2 separate regions of the Homo sapiens genome follow, and region 2 is linked to region 1. A link is a contact called in ENCODE Hi-C data. All regions are on one chromosome and are shown on one strand. Each heading gives the region's core, a stretch centred on a gene start or an enhancer-like site at or near the end of the contact. The rest is flanking DNA. Distances are from core to core; before and after follow the strand shown. Region 1 holds the start of DMTF1-AS1 (DMTF1 antisense RNA 1). Region 2 holds the start of CFAP69 (cilia and flagella associated protein 69).

The links. Hi-C counts contacts between places; a loop is a spot of excess contacts on that map. Pooled maps may share reads with other maps.
Region 2: a map of gastrocnemius medialis shows a loop between it and region 1 (5-fold over the local background). The contact joins the promoter of CFAP69 here to the promoter of DMTF1-AS1 in region 1. A Hi-C loop is called at or near these places in 1 of 168 maps with a recorded cell type or tissue (gastrocnemius medialis), 1 of 37 single-sample maps with no recorded cell type and 6 of 50 pooled maps.

The regions. Positions count from the first base shown.
Region 1 is chr7:87,150,251-87,154,086 of GRCh38, forward strand. It overlaps DMTF1-AS1 (DMTF1 antisense RNA 1), which reads right to left and starts at 2,243. Exons shown (of 2, transcript NR_136253.1): 1 at 2,052-2,243; 2 at 1,173-1,408. It overlaps DMTF1 (cyclin D binding myb like transcription factor 1), which reads left to right and starts at 2,203. Exons shown (of 18, transcript NM_001142327.2): 1 at 2,203-2,305. RefSeq lists enhancers at 1,273-1,836, 1,752-1,991, 1,837-2,398.
Region 2 is chr7:90,243,165-90,247,000 of GRCh38, forward strand. It overlaps CFAP69 (cilia and flagella associated protein 69), which reads left to right and starts at 2,010. Exons shown (of 23, transcript NM_001039706.3): 1 at 2,010-2,380. The coding sequence starts at 2,261. LOC107986819 (a long non-coding RNA gene) reads right to left here and starts at 1,967. Exons shown (of 2, transcript XR_007060423.1): 1 at 1,913-1,967; 2 at 1-915. It also overlaps a transcript of STEAP2 not described here. RefSeq lists an enhancer at 2,875-3,387.

The sequences.
Region 1 (3,836 bases), core at 993-3,492:
TTTTTTTTCTGAATTAGCAAAAGATGATCATGAAACAACAGAACCTGCTTCTCAGTATTTGAAATACTTTATATTAATATATCAACCTGTCATAAAAGGCAATTTCATCATCAATCACTGATGAGGTTCACAAAAGTGTTATAGACACCTGGAGTCCAACAAAGTCAATTTTAACTAGCAAATGCAGTAAATACCATAGCTAAGCTATAAATACTTTAATAATTATTGTTTAGGATAGAAATACTTCTAATGATTTTTCTACAAAACATTTAATTCCTAAATAGGTAAATCCTTGGATAATATTTAAAACCTCATCCATTCCCTAGGTACACATTGACTAAATAATGAGGTACGGATAACATAGAAGTATAACTGCAGAAAATTGCTCTAGGAATCAAGTTGTGTTATGGATAGTCTTTACATTGATTATTCAAGCTAAAGGGATAGAGACGTTATTATATTTTTTTAAATTATGCATTAAGCTAATATTAAAATACATTTGTCATCCCCAAATAAATACCAATTGACTTGGGAAAAGGTAGTTATAAAAGAAACTCAACCAGAAAGGGAGAATTTAGTTATGAGGATGCACTTGACTTTTTGCGGGGAGTTAGCAGCGTGCAGGCTGACCTAAAATTTAGCAGAGGAGAATGGATAGCCCGACTATAATTTATATATCACTATTTTGTGCCTTAGCAAAAATAATCCTATATGGTTATGTCTTATGAAAAATATGGCTCATTAGGAACCACCTTATCAATGTTAATGTCAACAATTTTGCATATGTAATTATTATTTTATTAGAACTGCTCTTTGAGTAGTTGTATTGCTTTCCTGGCTTTAAGGTTTATTAGTTACCATTTTTAATGCTTAATACACGTCAGATTCCATGCAAACTACGCTGTCTACAATATTCTGGAAGGTACATCTTATTACTCCTAAAGTAAACAAAGCTAAAAGAGGTGAAGTGCCATATCCACTACTAAGAAATGGAGCCAAGATTCACACTCAGGTCTGACTGCCTGAGTCCATACCACGATACTATTCTGCCTCATAGTTTTGCTTACATAAACATTATTATGTACTTATTAAAAAATGGAATGATACACGGCTTAACTCCAACAGAATGCAGAGTGCCACAAATTAGTAATAAAGTTATCAACACAAGAAAATGCTGCTTCTGAGATTTATTTTTGAAAATTAGTCAAACATGTCGATCCTCCAGTAAAGCAAAGCATTTGTAAACTGGTTGTAATCATTTGTTTTCGTTATGAAAGTACTGCCAAAGTGTATTTTGTGAACTGCAACCGGGTAGTTCAGAACACAGGCTTTGGAGCTGAGGCTTCAATTCTAATTCCACCGCCAACTTGGGAGCCCTTGGACACATTCCTTCACTTCTCTTTGGTTCCTGTGTAAAATGGGATTCATTTGTAATAATTGTAGCGATGCACTTAGAACTTATGAACATTAAATGAGTTTAATATACGTAAAACATTTACCTGTCACATACGCACTCAAAGAATGCTGGCTCACATTACAGAACCCAAAGGCTTATTTATCCTTTTCGTTTATAAGGGTATTAAAACGCGTTTTCTATTTAGGATGGGTTTATACGGCTGCAACCCAAGGAGCATCTGTACTTTTAAGAGGAACTGGGCACAGCAAAACAGCATCTTCCTAGTCTAACAGTGAGACTACATTCACAGAGGACACATTTCATCAAGAACGACTTAACACGCCCAGATATCTCATATTATGCCCCTGCGGTAAGGCAAATCAAGTATGAAGACACACACTCCCTGTTTTCTTCAGCACTGAGATCACTGGTTCCCTCCGTTCCACACCGCGGCTCCCTCGGCTCGGAGCCACAGGGAACTATGAAAATCGGCACGCGAGGCCTAAGTGTCCCCAGAACCAGAGGAACCACAGTTGCGTCATAGCAGAAGGACCTCTTTTACAGCATCAGCAGTGGGATAGTCAGTGCCGAGTTTTCCTGGCAGGACAGCCGACAACCACCGCCACAGACCAGTACAAACATTCCAACCCAGGACCTTTTTTCGCGCGCCGACACAGCCGGAAGTGACGCGTACAGCCAGCACGCTGGGCCGCCAGCGGGACAGACGAGCGGGAGGGGCAGCGTGCGGGGAGCTGGGGGCGGGGCGCGGCCGCAGCTCCGTTTCCGGTGGCTCGTCGCGCTCGCTCACTCCAGCTGCAGCCACTCTCGCCCGTGGCTGCTTCCTCCATCCTGGTATTTTTTGGAGCTTCCATCCTGGTTCTTCCAAAGTGCCCGGACCCAAAACAGGAAGTAAGTGCGATGGAACCTTCAGGTTCCAACCGCCGCCAGGGCCGCTCCGCCCAGTGGAGCCTGTCCGGCCCCCTTGCTGCCCGCTAGCTCCCGCCGGCTGGCGCAAGCTGTCGGCGCCGGGGCACTGCGGGCGGGGTCGGAGCCTGGCCTTCCTGACGTTGCAGCTGCCGTCCCCGCACGTTCCGGCCAGGGCCTCCCTCTTAGGGCCGGGCGGTGCCCGTGGCTCAGGCTGCAGAGTAGGGAAGCGAGCGGCTGCCGAGGCACAGCGGCGATCCGGCGGGGGCGGAAAATGGCGGCGGCTTCGGAGGAGCTAAATGGCGCCGGGACCCCTGGGGGGTGGGGTGGGCCGGGAGGTTGAGTAGAGAACTGGGCCAGAAGGAGTGGAGACAGTAAGGAAGCCCTACTTGTTTTCTCGTGGTGTTCTATTTTTAGTTTTTATTTTTGTTACGTTTTCGGTTTTGTTTTATGGTCCAGCGTAGGAGAGGTAGGCTTGGGTGGGGTCGAGAGAGTGGGGGTGGGTCTCGACCCAACTTCCCCCCCTTTGCTTTTTTGTTCTTTTCCCTCGTTTGCGCTTTAGATTCTTCTGTAATTTTGCGGGGGTTCAGCCTTGCTCGGCGATTCACGGCCCAGACATAGAGAATCGGGATAGCTGGCCGAACCGTCTCTCTCAGTCTGACTCTCTTTAAAGAAGGGATGTGGGCTGGGGCGCGGGGACAGTCCTGGTGGAGCACGGAAAATGCGGCTGTAAAGTTGTAATTACCCTATTGTGCCGAGTTCCGAGAAAGTTCTTAAAATTGTTAAGTCCACTTTGTTCTCTAAAATGTACTTCGCTTTGAGAATTTCTTCAGGGAGGTATGTAGAATGTTTTACCACAATCTCCAGAGCAGATTTGAGAGTAGAAGTGGCCAAGTGCCCTTTTGTGCAATTGAATGATAGAGCATATGTCTTTATATAAAATACTCGGTGTAGATAAGGAAAAGGATAATAGTATACAGTATGAGTCAGGACTCCTCCCTTTCTCTCATTGAATTTGTGTAGTTGCTTTTTTCGCAACTCATTCATCTTTGTGTACCTCTTTTTAATGTACATGGATTTGATTATGTGTGCCTCCTTTCTGACAGTCGAGGCTGCATGTTGGGACGTCCTACAAAATGCATATTCTGTGGAATTATTTTTTAATATGACATGTCTTAAGCTTAAAGTGACGCCATTTGGAAAATTTTAAATTATACCTGTATTTTTAATTCGTGGGAGAAAACCATTTGTAGCTTTTAAGCTCCAAATACGAAAATATTCTTCCACTATGTTGAAAGTATTGCAAAATCTGTTTTTTTCAGTTAAGGGTTTTCATGTTTTTTCATTACTTCAAATTTCTTTAAGCTGGTTTTGAAATTATATTTCAAATAGCTTTCTGAGGATTACTGTCTTTTAATAACTTGAATAATTTGCCATCACTTTAACATTTAAAGAATGACTATGGCGATACACCAAAATCTTATCTTTTTGCTCTTATGGTGTACTTAGAGACAGG
Region 2 (3,836 bases), core at 760-3,259, 3.1 Mb after region 1:
TCTTTTAGGGCCAGAAATATTCAACGTCTGAGGCAGAAGGAACCTTCAAAATCACTTATCAACCTCATTCTAGAAATGAGGAGAGAAGCTCTGAGAAGTGAAGTAATATTTATTTTCATTGAATTTATATGTAATTTTAAATTCATAAATTCTATGGAAGATACAAAAATGCACGTTTAAATCTTGAATAATTTTTGAAAGTTTAAAAAACAGATTAAAAGAGTTAGAGTTTTTTAAATTTTCAGTTATGGTGTTTGAGTTATTAAATTATACTGATGATCATCATGAGAAGCTTTCCATTATAGTCTTGACCCTTCTTGTATTATTATTCAGTCTACAATGGATAGGCAACAACATGTCAACTGAAAAATCATAAGATCTATAAATTTAGAAAGGAGACTTTGTTTCTTATAATGAGTTACAACCTGCAGGCTGGCCATTCTGCAGGCTGGGAAGCCCAGGCTCCCACAGAGACAGTCAACAGGCACTTTGAAGGAGGTGGGGTTGGAGCAGAAGCTTTATGCTGAATGAGTTGGCTAAACAGACATATTCAACAGATTGTAAGAAGAGCTGTGAATCTTCACTAAGAGGGGTGCTGAATAAACATGCATGTGACATGCATCCCATGCTCACTGTGGAGTGGAAACTTAACATTTAAATGCATTACAGTCCCTATACATCAAAAGGAGAAGCAGAGACATGAATGTACTAGTGCTCAGTCTCTGTAAACCTGCCAGAACCAGTCCATAGTGGGTGGTCTTTTATCAGGGGAAAGTTACTGAATCGGTCCCTTGTCCAATCAAACCTGCAGTTATGACTTGTGGAACAGGAGGGTCTTGTTAGTCAACATCTGGCCATGGATGAGCTGCAATTATTTCAATATTGCTTATGTCGAGGGCAGTTCTTATTTAACAGCTAGAGAAAAATAAAAACATTGCAGCAGTTAAAACAAAGGTTATTCTTTAAGTGTAGGTGTGAGTGACTTAACTCTTGCCTGGCATGGCCTTAGGTCTTGCTTATAATTTGTTATTGCCACAGAGTCCATTCTGTTAGCCTTCTGATCTCCATTTTAACATTAATGCTGGTCAGTTGTTGAGTCTAAGCCCTCAAAGGGAGGGGGAGCCGAGCTTGGTGGCATGTGCACCTGTACTCCCAGCTATTCCCGAGGCTGAAGCGGGAGGATCGTTTGAGCCAGAGGTTGGAGGTTGCAGAGCTACGATCCTGCCACTGCACTCCAGCCTGGGGGACACAGTGAGACCCTGTCTCAAAAAACCAGGGGTGAGGGGGACGTGAAAAGGGAGGAGGTAGGGGGGTATAGCGAGGCGTGTCCGTCCTTCCGTCCCGTCAGGGCGAGGAATTCAGCTTTTAAGGTTTATCGGGGGTCCTCTTGGCCAAAAGGGGGTCCGTTCAGTCGGTTGTGGGGCTTAGGATTTAATTTTTAGTTCTCAAACAGTAATAAAGATAATGATAATCTTGACCATACGGGATGCTGTGCCAAGCACCACTTAACAAACACTGTCATCTCATTCAATCCTCACAACAGTCCTATTTTACAGATGAGAAAAGTGAGACTTCAAGGGATAACTCGCTCTAGATTCAATAAACTGACTCAAAAGCCTTTTAACATTCTGTACAATACCTTTTATGTTTGTTTATTTAACTGTCCAGTTGGGCCACTAAAGTACAGATAAAAGCTGGGGAATGTAAGCGAGACTGGTCACTTCCCTGGGGTGAGAGAAACGCTTTCAACACTATCCGTCCATCGTATCACGCCTAACGTATCCCATAGACATCCCTCACCCCTCCACCCACTCATGCCTGTTTGAAGCAAGACTATGAAGACCGAAACACACCGGGAGCCTAAGGCACCACTCCCCGCTACCTACCGAGGTGCATCCTGCAGGCTCCTTACCGCAAGCCTGCAAACTCGCCCTGCCGGGCGCGGAGTGCAATTAGGCTTTGGGGTGGTTTGGCTCTCCGGCTTTCCGTAGCCTCTGGCCCCGCCCCCTAGCAACGCGCTGGCTTGTGTTAACAACCGGCCCGGGATCAGAGGTCTGGGTCAACTGGGGGGCGGCAGCGGCGCTAAGCGGACTGTATGGCGGTGGCCTAGGCCCCTGGCGGAATTTTGGGACCTTTCGCGACTCTAGCGACTCTCAGGCTGCCTTCCCTTCTCGGTGGCGGGGCCTCTTTGGGCCCAGCGGCTGCGGGCGCACTGTAGGACAGGAAGATCCCCCCACTCTCCACCCCGCCGCCACCGGCCATGTGGACAGAGGAAGCCGGGGCGACCGCCGAGGCCCAGGAATCCGGCATCAGGAACAAGTCTAGCAGTTCCAGTCAAATCCCGGTGGTTGGGGTGGTGACGGAGGACGATGAGGCGCAGGTATGAGCAGGTGTCTGTGCTTTCAGAGGTGGAGGGGGTGGGAGTGAAGTCTCGAGACGGGGTCCAGACCTGGGGGTGGCAAGGGTGGAACTGGGGACAGGAGTGAAGATGGGGGAAGCCGCGGGATGGAGATTCCAAGCGCAGAGCTAATCCTGATCCCCCACCCCCTGCGAACTGCACCGGTTGCGAGGGGCTGGCTGTTGTCAACCATCCTGTCTGGGGACCAGCGCTGTGTGGTCCTCCTGGAGGGTCCTAGCAAACTGAGTAGGCGGGGTTTTGCCGCGCTTCTTCGAAAAGTGGTCATAGAGCTACAGGGAGGAAAGGAATCATTCTTAGCAAAATCTTGATTTGATGACCTGATCAGTTTGAACTGAACTTTTTAATACGTAGATCCCTGTTACCGAGTGATGTTCTTGATATAGATGTAAATTTTCCCATGCTTAAATTTGCTGCGACTAAAGCCTGCACCCAGAGGGGAGGAAAACGCTGTTAAATTAGAAATTAAGCATTTTTAAAATATGAAATTGGAAGCTGGTTGTTACACGTTGGGTCGGAGAGAACCGGGAGAGAATAGAGTTGATTTGTTTTATTATGCTTGTACTGTATTTGGTTTTGGGTTTGCTTTTGTTATGAATACAAAATTCACTCTTGGAAGTTGATCTGTTGAGAAATTCCATTTGAGGCCCTTGGATCTCTATTCGAGGCGGAGGTGTTTAGAAACCCCAAGTTGTTTGTTTCCTACTAGGATTCCATTGATCCCCCAGAGAGCCCTGATCGTGCCTTAAAAGCCGCGAATTCCTGGAGGAACCCTGTCCTGCCTCACACTAATGGTGTGGGGCCACTGTGGGAATTCCTGTTGAGGCTTCTCAAATCTCAGGCTGCGTCAGGAACCCTGTCTCTTGCGTTCACATCCTGGAGCCTTGGAGAGTTCCTTGGGAGTGGTCAGTTGACTGGGGAATAGAGTTGAGCTCTCTGAGGTCTGACATTTACGCAGTAACCTGCGGAGCAACAGCATTTTGCATGAGGAGAAATAGGTGTTAGGGGAATTTGCCTAATCGATTTTGTGGACCTATTCCCCTCTGGGCGGGGAGAATTTTGAGGAACAATAGCTCTCCACTCCCTGGGCTGCAAGAAAGATCAACAATACAGCCATACTCCCAGGCAAGGGGCAAAACTGAAAAGTATGTGAATTTGATAACTGATGGCTCTCAGTCTTCCTTTACTTGCTCCAAGAAAAATTGGGCAACGTTATACAAGGCAAGCAAGCGTGGATTTTTTTTTTTTTTTAGGGAAAAATACTTTTTAAAAGCCATTGCCAAAATAGTCCAAAACATACCAAATGAAACAAGTATACCTGTGTATATGTGTGTGCATTTTCTCCCCATTTTAATTTTCTTTCTTTTCTTTCATTACTACTGCTCTTTCCAGGGCCTAGGATTCTCTTCCAAGAAGAAAG